Linked DNA regions of Homo sapiens: region 2 is linked to region 1. Evidence: read pairs that join two places in POLR2A ChIA-PET (ENCODE). Cell type or tissue: HepG2. All regions are shown on one strand.

What was found. Peaks named below come from ENCODE experiments on the same cell type or tissue, not always from the same donor. Only the 100,000 strongest peaks of a DNase experiment are listed, where the experiment ranks them.
Region 2: POLR2A ChIA-PET joins it to region 1 with 6 read pairs; 5 of 35 experiments call an interaction of 5 or more read pairs at or near these places.

The regions. Positions count from the first base shown.
Region 1 is chr10:93,595,135-93,600,134 of GRCh38, reverse strand. All of the region lies in intron 4 of RBP4 (retinol binding protein 4), which reads left to right. Among named protein-coding and RNA genes, the nearest start is that of RBP4, 3.6 kb to the left of the region's middle. In HepG2, a CTCF peak has its summit at 3,402; DNase peaks (open chromatin) are centred at 662, 2,884 and 3,394; H3K4me3 peaks cover 1,989 bases.
Region 2 is chr10:93,690,573-93,695,572 of GRCh38, reverse strand. It overlaps FRA10AC1 (FRA10A associated CGG repeat 1), which reads left to right. Exons shown (of 14, transcript NM_145246.5): 5 at 636-712; 6 at 2,844-2,927; 7 at 3,480-3,564. Among named protein-coding and RNA genes, the nearest start is that of FRA10AC1, 9.5 kb to the left of the region's middle. In HepG2, no CTCF peak of the experiment used is centred here; no DNase peak of the experiment used is centred here.

The DNA of each region.
Region 1 (5,000 bases):
ACCAGCCACTGTGCCAAGGTGTGTGCTTTCTCCATGCTTTCTCCTCCTGTCTTTCACATCACCACTCCACCTAGCTCTGCATTTCCTCCGTCTCTTTGGGCTGAATCCCTGAGACAGCTTGACTATCTGGGGCTCCCACAGAGGCCGAGAGAGCCCTATCCAAGGACGGAGGGAACACTGTGCATAGGGGTGGATGCCTCCCAAGTGCCTGGCCTGCTGATGCTGAGATTCTGAGCCAGGCACAGTGTGCTGTGGCTGTGGCCTCTTCCCTTTCCACTAAGCTGTGAAAATCAGATGTGGAGGGGAGTGATGTTGAGGACTTGTAGAAGAACATCCTAAAATTTGGCCTAATCATGAGAAAACAGTGTCTACATGCTCTTTTTCCCATTTTTTTCCCCATTTATCCTAAGTTTCAAATCAGGAATCTACTTGGTAGCTAGAGAATAATGCAGGCCAGGGGACACATATCATGGAATCTTAGAGAGGGAGAGTTAACCTTTTGGAGGGGGTTCAATATGTAGATGAATAAACTGAGGCCAAGAGAACTTTGCCCAAGGACATGCAACAAGTTTGTTAGAGCCAATGTCAGAAGCCAGGCTTCCAAATCTCAGGCCAGGATCAGGTGGCCCTGAACTGCAGGGACTCCTAATCCAGACCAGCTTTTGCAAAGTATTGTTTGAGCTCTTCTGTGAGATAGGACCAAGGGTTGTTCAGGGAGACTCTCTCTGCTCGGTGATCCAGGGTAGAAGTGTCCTTTATTGTAACCCTTTGCTCTCCATATATGGCACACCACCCTCTTGGACTTCCTCTAAAGTTGTGTGTTGGATGAAATTGCATTTTTAAATTTTATTTAATTTTTAATTTTAATTTATTATTATTTTTTTTTTAGAGACAGGGTCTCACTGTCACCCAGGCTGGAGTGCAGTGGCGCCATCATGGCTCACTGCAGCCTCAACCTCCTGGGCTCAAGCCATCCTACCACCTCAGCCTCCTGAGTAGCTGGAACTACAGGCATGGGCCAGCATGCCTGGCTAATTTTTGTATTTTTTGTGGAGTCAGGGTCTCCCCAGCTTGCCCAAGCTGGTCTTGATCTCCTGGGCTCAAGCCATCCTCCCATCTCGGCCTTCCAAAGTGCTGGGATTACAAGTATGAGCCACCATACCTGGTAGAGAAAAAGCTTAGAAGCTTTATTTTTATTTATTATCCTTGGAAATAATAAAAATTATTTCAAATAGTGCAGCAAAACATCCCAAAGTGATTTATTTAGAGTAAAATATACTTTTCTGATAATGGATTACAAAAATCAATACCAGAGGTACAAGATTATTAATTTTTAGAAAGAGGAAACACATATGTTCTATAGCATTTTGAGATGTGCTCCTTAATGGACTAGGATTCTGTTGGCAATGCCTTTAGGCACAGGGTCAGAGAGGACCCAATGAGAAGGGAGCATTTTGTTTCTTGCCTCCTCCCCCTATCAAACCAGATTAGTTTGCTTTTGTCTCTTGTATATTGGTATTTTATCAGGATTTCATTTGGAGGGCGAAAAAGTACTGCCATCTTGAAAGTGATTGCTATAGATATTAAGTGAGATGACTATAATATGGAAGGCTTAAGGATAAATTCCTTCTTAGGTTACATTTCAAAAAAGAAGCTGTGCAGTGTTGTAGTTAAGCCCGCCCGGTTAAAATTAGACCTCCTAAGTTCAAATCCCAACTCCACCACTACTTGTGGAACTTTAGATATGTTCCTTCACTTCTCTGTGCCTATTTCGTCATCTGCAAAGTGAAACGATCATAGAACCTACCTCATAGAGTTGTGTTACAAGATGCAATGAGTCAACAGGCAGAAAGCACTCAGAACAGTGCCTGAGACATGAGTTCTTTGTAAGTGTTTGATATGATGGCTGCTTAGTTATCTCCCTGGTCGTGAAATCATAGCTTTAGATTCTGGGTCTAGAATGGGAGGACCCATGGAGACCACTGGGTTCAAGTCTCTTGTTTTAGAAGTGAAGAAACTGGGGCCCATAGAGAAGTGACTGGCCTAGGGGCACAGGGTGAATTTTTGGCACTTAGTGACACCTCTTAACCCATGGCTTGTAAAAAGGCACAAACAATGCCTTTGTTTTCTGAGTATCTCGCAAATGGCATGGCTTGATGCACCTACCTTGTTCTGTTTTACATGCTTGTTTTGGGGTCATCTTAACAAACTCTACTTTCATTCCTCGTGCCAGTTTCTTCCCTGACCATGGTCTTGCTTTAAACACTGACTTGGACAGAGGGATTTGAAGGCCACTCCAAGAGTGGGCTGCATCCTCAGCCTCTCCCCTGCTCCACACACTGCATCTCACCAAACGGATGTGTTTAAAATGAGGTGCGCTTATGGAGAGAAAGTAACTCAGGGCCAAGCGATCATGAAATTTGTTGTCGAATTATTTTAAAATTAAATGTGATCAATCTCTACAGTTGAATGTCAGTGTTAACAGACTGATGTGGCTTGCTGCTCCAGCCTTGGGCATGCTCCATACTGGTCTTCCCTTCTGGCTCCACCAGCAGCAAGCAGGATGTCTCAGGGGTTGAGGATACTACCATCAGCAGGTCTTGGTTGAATACAGGCTAGCCTCCCTGAGATTTGACTTCCTTCACTATGAAATGGGGATAAAGAATAGTTTCTATTTCATAGAATCATTGGAAGGACTAATTAAGGTAATTTGTGAAAATGCTTAGCCTAGTGCATAGTAAGTGCTCAATAAATATTAGTTATATCATCATTGTTTTGTGCTCTTGTAGAAAGACCTGGACAAAGACTCTCCTTGTGTCCTTCTGTCAGATGAAGTCTGTCACTCTGCTAGTAAAGGGGCCCTTGTCAGACTGAATAACAATGCAAGCCTGAATGTTTACATTAGTGTTGGTCAAAGTCAGGGTTCCTGCTCCATCTATATCTAAATACACTAGGGTGCTTGTTAACAAATGCACATTTCTGGACTCAAACCCAGAATTATGGAGTCAGAAATTCTAAGGGCACGGCCCTGGAATCTGCATTTTAAGTATGCTCCTTGGGTATGCTGTTTCTGCACAATGAAGTTTGAGAACCACTGGTCTAGATAATTCAATCTGAAGAGCTTGGCTTACTCAGGTATCAAGGCCTCAGACTCCACTCACTTTTCTGGGGCCTGTTGGGGTATTTTGACAATGCATCAGAAATAGCATTGAATCTGTTGCCTGGCTGGCTCAGCTGGACTGTTAGGCCTGAGAACCACAGGGAGCTTCCCACCTGGTCTTGCTGCTTTAGATGATTGGAGCATGCAGGTTTAGGGAGCTGAAAGGACACATGCCAGGCCCACAGCAGTGAGCAACAGAACAGACCAATGGAACCAGGTTGCCTGAGACAGCGCCCTCTACCAAGCATTTTCTTTGGTTTTGGGACTGGCAGTCCAAACCGCTAAACCAGTCTGTGTAGGTACAGTATACACACAGCTGCAGCATGACCCCACTTCCTAGGATGGTAGAGGGGAGGCAGGGGCTCCCAGCCACACAGCCACTGCCTCCAACGCTCTCTGTCCCTAGCTCCACTGCATGCGGTTAGCTGGAGTCTGGAAATGGCTGGGGGTGTCTGGTTCTCCAGAGGAGCCCTGCCCAGCTGCCGGGTGTGAGGAGGTTAGAGAACCAACCTCATTCTCGCAGTGCTCTGGCAGTTCATCTCTTGCAAATACTCTTAAAAGGGAGAGCCTGGTCAAGGTCACTATGATTTAAATTCCTCGTCTTTGAATTATTCAGCCAAAAGAGCCTGGAGATTAACCAAACCAACTTAGGCCTTCTTTTAAAGTCAAGAACAGTAGCCAATTTTACTAAATCCAAGTATTGAAAGTTACTTAATTCCTCTGTCAAAATTTAAATGATGGCGACCATTTTGGAGGAAAAAAAAAAAAAAAAAGTTAAGCTGCCGATCGGCCAAGCTAATAGCTGCCTGGATCATGAGTCGAGGTAACATTTCAAAGGCAAGTGTTTTTGTGTCTGAGGGTGCCTGTGACAGACACTGTGATCCTCGTAACCAGGGAAAGAATGACTTCATCCAAGGATGAGGAAGACCACCCAGATACTCTGGAGCCTGTGAGGGGAGTCAGTGGTTAGGGTGAGGCCCAGCAGGCAGCCCTGTGGCTTCTGTTCCCAGCCTTTCTGCTGAATAACTTTATGGTTCCTGCTGAGCAGTCATGGTTCTGGAACATCTCCTCAGCCCCACCTCTGACACTGTTACCCTGGAACAGCCTCAAGGCACAGGAGTGGCTCATTCTCCTGGCAGGCCTAGGGTGAGTTGAAGAGAGGGGCTCCACACCCACTCCTGTGACAGCCCCCCTGCAGAGCCTGGGTTTGGGCTGAACCCCATCCTAGGCTGGCACTCCAGGGGTTCTCAGAGAGGCACACCCAGAGGCAACTTAGGACCAGCATTCCAGGTGGCCTTACACCCTCTAACGCTGGGGGATCCAGTTCCCTCTGCGCTTCTCCAACTGGAACACTGCAGAGGGAGCATCACCCCTTGCTCCAACACCTGAGCCTGAGATGGAGACACAAAGCCTTTTTGTTTCTTGCCCCTCTCCCGTCAGTGTACTGATTGTCTGGAGACAGTGTGGTGTAGAGGTGAAGCATGTGGGCTCTGGGATCACACTCCCTTGCTTGAATCCCAGTTCTGCCCTGCTCTTTGTGACCCTAGGTGAATTATTAAGTATCTCTGTGCCTCAGTTTCCTCACCTGTAAAGTAGAGGATGATAGTGTGCAGTTTTGGATCAATGTGAGAGGTAACCGAGAAAACAAATGGGAGTGTCCATACAGTGACTGGCACATAATTAAGTGCTCAGAAAGTCCCAATCATGGTATTGTGTCAACAAGAAGGTTAAATTAAGTAGAGATGTGGCACTTTTATCTCAATACAGGGTGACACTGTTCTTTCTCTGTGGCAAATCGCTCACATACATTCTTTTTTTCTTTCTTTTTTATTTTTTTAAG
Region 2 (5,000 bases), 95 kb before region 1:
AGAGAGTGCTGTTGAGCTTTTTAAAACAAAAAGTAAAATGCTCATATATTTTGTTACAATGCTTTGAAAAAACATGGCATTTTATTCTTTGAATTTAAAAGACTATAAAAATTGATTTTTTATATTTGCTTTTTTGAAAGTTTAATGTTGGGATTTAATTATAAATTATAAATATAATTATAAAAGTTGCATCTTCTATTTAGAGGCTTTATCATTACTAAAATAGATAAATTATATTTTATGATAATGAAAGATAAATTCTCTACTTTTAGAAACTATAATTTTTAAATTTTTCATATTGTGATTATTAGAATGAGTGGTGGTAGGAGGCTATATGCAGTTCAGCAATAGAATAAGAAGCTCTATTTCTCCCCAGATGGAGGTATATTTTTATCACAAGAGTAGTATATGCTTGAAAAATAGTCAAAAGAAAGCCTGTACTTTACAATCTTCACTTTCAACAATTTAATATATACCCTTCTAGATTTTCTGAATGTGTAAGCATGTATAGTGTGTGAATATTTTTAAAAAGCTAAATAGACTCATATTGTGCTTTTTTTTACCACCAATCAGCAATATATTATGACACCAAACAGCTCCTAAGAGAATAAAATCCTTAATTTTTTGCATTTCAGTATCAAAGACATACAAAGTTCGTAAATGACTATATTTTATACTATGGTGGCAAAAAAGAAGACTTCAAGCGTTTGGGGTAAGTATCAGGAAGTTTACATAGAAGGGAATGTGGGTTATGGGAAACTTTAAAGACCCACAGCTACTGTGCCTTCTGATTCTGTCATTCTTCCCTGCTTTCTATTCCGGTGTGCCTTTTTTTTTTTTTTTTTTTTTTTTTTTTTTTAAGATGGAGTCTCACTCTGTCGCCCAGGCTGGAGAACAGTGGCTTGATCTCGGCTCACTGCAACCTGTGCCGCTGTGGTTCAAGCGATTCTCCTACCTCAGGCTCCCGAGTAGCTGGGATTACAGGCTCCTGCCACCATGCCTGGCTAATTTTTGTATTTTTAGTAGAGACGGGGTTTCACCATCTTGGCCAGGCTGGTCTTGAACTCGTGACCTTGTGATCCACCTGTCTTGGCCTCCCAAACTGCTGGGATTACAGGCGTGAGCCACTGCACCTGGCCCCAGTTTCTTTTTTATATTATAAGGTAGAGATACCATCCACAGCTCCTGAGTAGCTCTTCATGAATCCCATTTTTTTGGACAGGCCTCAGGTAGACTCTTTACCTGCTGAGCCGGGCACAACCCTGGTGATAAAAGAATATCTGAAGAATACTCATGTGTCTTCTTGGCAAAGATCTTTGAAATAAGGAAATTTTTATACCTTGATGTTTGGGATTGCTTTTTAAAAGATAGGTAAACAAGAACTCTCAGTCTAGCATTTCTTGCACATCAAAGTCCTTCCCATGTTTAAGGCTCTTCTATCAGAACTTGTTTTTTGTTTTGTTTTGTTTTTGTTTTTTTAAATTTTTATTTTTATTTCAATAGTTTTTGAGGTACAGGTGGTTTTTGGTTGCCTGGATAAGTTCTTTAGTGGTGATTTCTGAGATTTTAGTGCACCCATCACCCAAGCACTGTATGCTATACCTAAAATGTAGTCTTTTATCCCTCACCTCCCTTCTGGCCTTCCCCCACATTGAGTCCCTAAAGTCCATTATATCAGTCTTTTGCCTTTGCATCCTCATAGCTTAGCTCCCACATATAAATGAGAACATATGATATTTGATTTTCCATTCCTGAGTTACTTCACTTAGAATAATGGCCTCCAGCTCCATCCAAGTTGCTGCAAAAAGACATCATTTCATTCCTTTCTATGGCTGAGTAGTATTCCATGGTATATATAAATGGTGTGTGTATATATATATGGTATATATATATATATATGGTGTATATATATATGGTATATATATATGGTGTGTATATATATGGTGTGTATATATATATGGTGTGTATATATATGGTGTGTATATATATATGGTGTGTATATATATATGGTGTATGTATGTGTGTATATATATATATATATGGTGTATATATATATATATGGTGTATATATATATATATATATATATATACACACACACCACATTTTCTTTATCCACTCATTGGTTGATGGGCACTTTGGTCAGTTCCATAGCTTTGCAATTGCGAATTGTGCTGCTATAGTGTGTGTGTGTCTTAGAACTTCTTAGTTTTATGTGAGGTTTTTTTTTTCCCTCTAACAATTTTCTGAGTTGGTAGGACTCTGAGAAAATTTAGTACCACCTCATTTACCCCCAATTTATCTCACCTATCAATTTATCCTATATCTCCCAACAATCACTTTTTTTTTTCCTTTTTTTTTTTACCCCCAGACTGTTAGCATTTTATTTTGAAAGGTCAATCCCTTTGGCTTTCTTCCTCCTTTACTCAGTCTTCTACCTAGGAAACTAGTAAAATGAGATACGGAAAACTTTTCATATTTTTTAAAATTAAATCTCAGCAGAGTGGTTGGTTAGAATGAAACTTATTTTCATTCACTTTATTCATTTAGTGTTTAGTCAGGTTTCTCATTCTAGCTTTGGTAACTTAGCACCATTTGTATAATTGAAACCAATGCTACAGACAGATTCCTTATCCATTTAACTTGCTTCTGTAGTAGTATTTTTATAAGTGCCTTTTGAAAATACTGAAATATTTTTATAAATATGTGAACAAATTTATACTCACCAAAAAACTATCTTCATGTATTATATTTTTAATAAAATTTTCCAAAACTCACAGAGCTATTTAACCTAAATTTGACTACTTTTGTTTTTGTATTAAATTGAAAAAGTTCTGTTTTCCAGGGAAAATGACAAGACAGACTTGGATGTTATACGAGAAAATCATAGATTCCTATGGAATGAGGAGGACGAAATGGACATGACTTGGTAATTAGCCATCAGAGGCGTAATGCATCAAATGCTTTAGTCCTGTTTCTCCTGTTTTCTGAGTGGTTTTTTAGTCAAGGTGTTCAGCCCCTTCATAGAACAGTTCTGAATCAAGGACATAAAATCAAGCCTAGGATTATTTGGTTCTTTTGGTAATTTTTGGCAGTTTTAACTGACTTCTCATTGTTTGACTTAGTCTTCAAAAAAATAACATTCTTTTTTACAGTATTGTGTGTTATCTTGTAATATGTTATTATATGCTGCTGTTTTAGAAAAAAGTCATACCTGAAAATGTTTTTTTAAATCCAAACATTACAAAGGGTAAACAGTGAAGAGTGATTCTCCTTCTTATTTGTGACTGTCAGTTCTCCAATTTCCCTCCCTGAGTGAACCACTTTTAATAGTTAATATCCAGATATTCCATGCACATGTAAGTAATAGTTCTCTTAAAACATTAATATTTATGTAGTATGTATTCTTTGACATCACTTGAAAGTAGCAAACCATGGTTGAGTTTCTAAATGTATAATATTTATATTTTCATGGGTCTAGGGAGAAGAGACTTGCTAAGAAATACTATGATAAATTATTTAAGGAATACTGCATAGCAGATCTCAGTAAATATAAAGAAAATAAGGTATGCTTTCCACATATTTATGGAAAGAGGTTCTTATTCAAGTAAAATATTAACTTTTATTATACTGTCATGCCCCACATTATTCTTTTAAAGATGCTAATTCTAGACTCAGTTGTCCTGCGTTTATGATGTGTCATTTGGACCATTTAACCTCTGCAGCTGTGGAGTTTACAAAAGGCCTATGGAAATTTATGAAGGACAAGGATGCTTTTTTTTGTTTGTGAGCTGAGGCATGAAAAGTCTAAAATTAAACGCAAGTGGGTATTGGATCCTGTTTCATCCTGACTCTAGTCTAGAGCCTCTAGTGATTGTAATGAATGACTTAACTCTACAGAATAATGTCTTATTTCACAGATGATGTTTGAAACTGATAGATTTTAAAAATTGATTACCATTTATAGAGATCCAGATGCACATCTTCTATTACATAAATGTCTATTCTAGTAAAATTAACATTTCAATCAGTGCTAATTAGTAATGACAGATTTCCTTTCCCACTTTACATCTTACTTTAGTTAATATTTTTATTTTTGGTTGGGCGTGATGGCTCATGCCTGTAATCTCAGCACTTTGGGAGGCTGAGGCAGGAAGATTGCTTGAGGCCAGGAGTTCAAGACCAGCCTGGGCAATATAGTGAGACTTTGTCTCCACAAAAACTAAAAAAAATTAGCCAGGTGCAGTGGTGCATGCCTATAGTTCTAGCTACTTGGGAGGCTGAGGTTAGAAGGTTGCTTGAGTCCAGGAGTTTGAGGCTGCAGTGAGCTATGATCGTGCCACTGCATTTCAGTGTGGGTGACAGTGAGACTCTAAAAAATAGAAAGTTACTTTTATTTCTATCTCAAACATCAAATTATAGCTGGAAAAGGTGACCCAGGAGCAGATCTCAGTTAGAAATGTGAGAGGAGGGAATGTTGCATAAATATGTGTTATAGATACTGTATATTTGTATTAAGAAAAAAACCTATTTAAAAAGCTATCTTGTATTTATCTATCATGAAGATTTATTTGTCATTTAAATCATTTGATCTCATTAGAACCAGGGTTGATTTAATAATTTTTTCAGTAGTGCCTTTAATATGTGTGTTGCTTCACAGTTTCTTATAGAAAATAGTAATAATGTTCATTTTGTATACCCTATTTATAAACCCGTGCACTTAATTTATCCCCAGAACTGCTGTTTCTTATGAACTAGTTATGGACTCTGGTTCACAGCTGTCTTCTCTGTACCACATCTGGTTCAAAAAGCACCACAGTAATTGGAGTTACTTAAAGTTACTGTATTGTAAATCAAGTGTGAAAATTATGTCTTTCTAGGAGCATGTAACAAAGGAGATTTTTCAGCCCTGGCTTATTCATGGATTGTTCTTAAGTTGTTGTTTTTTTTCTTTTTTTCATTTATTTTTCCCCACCTCCTAATACCATCATAATTCTTCAGT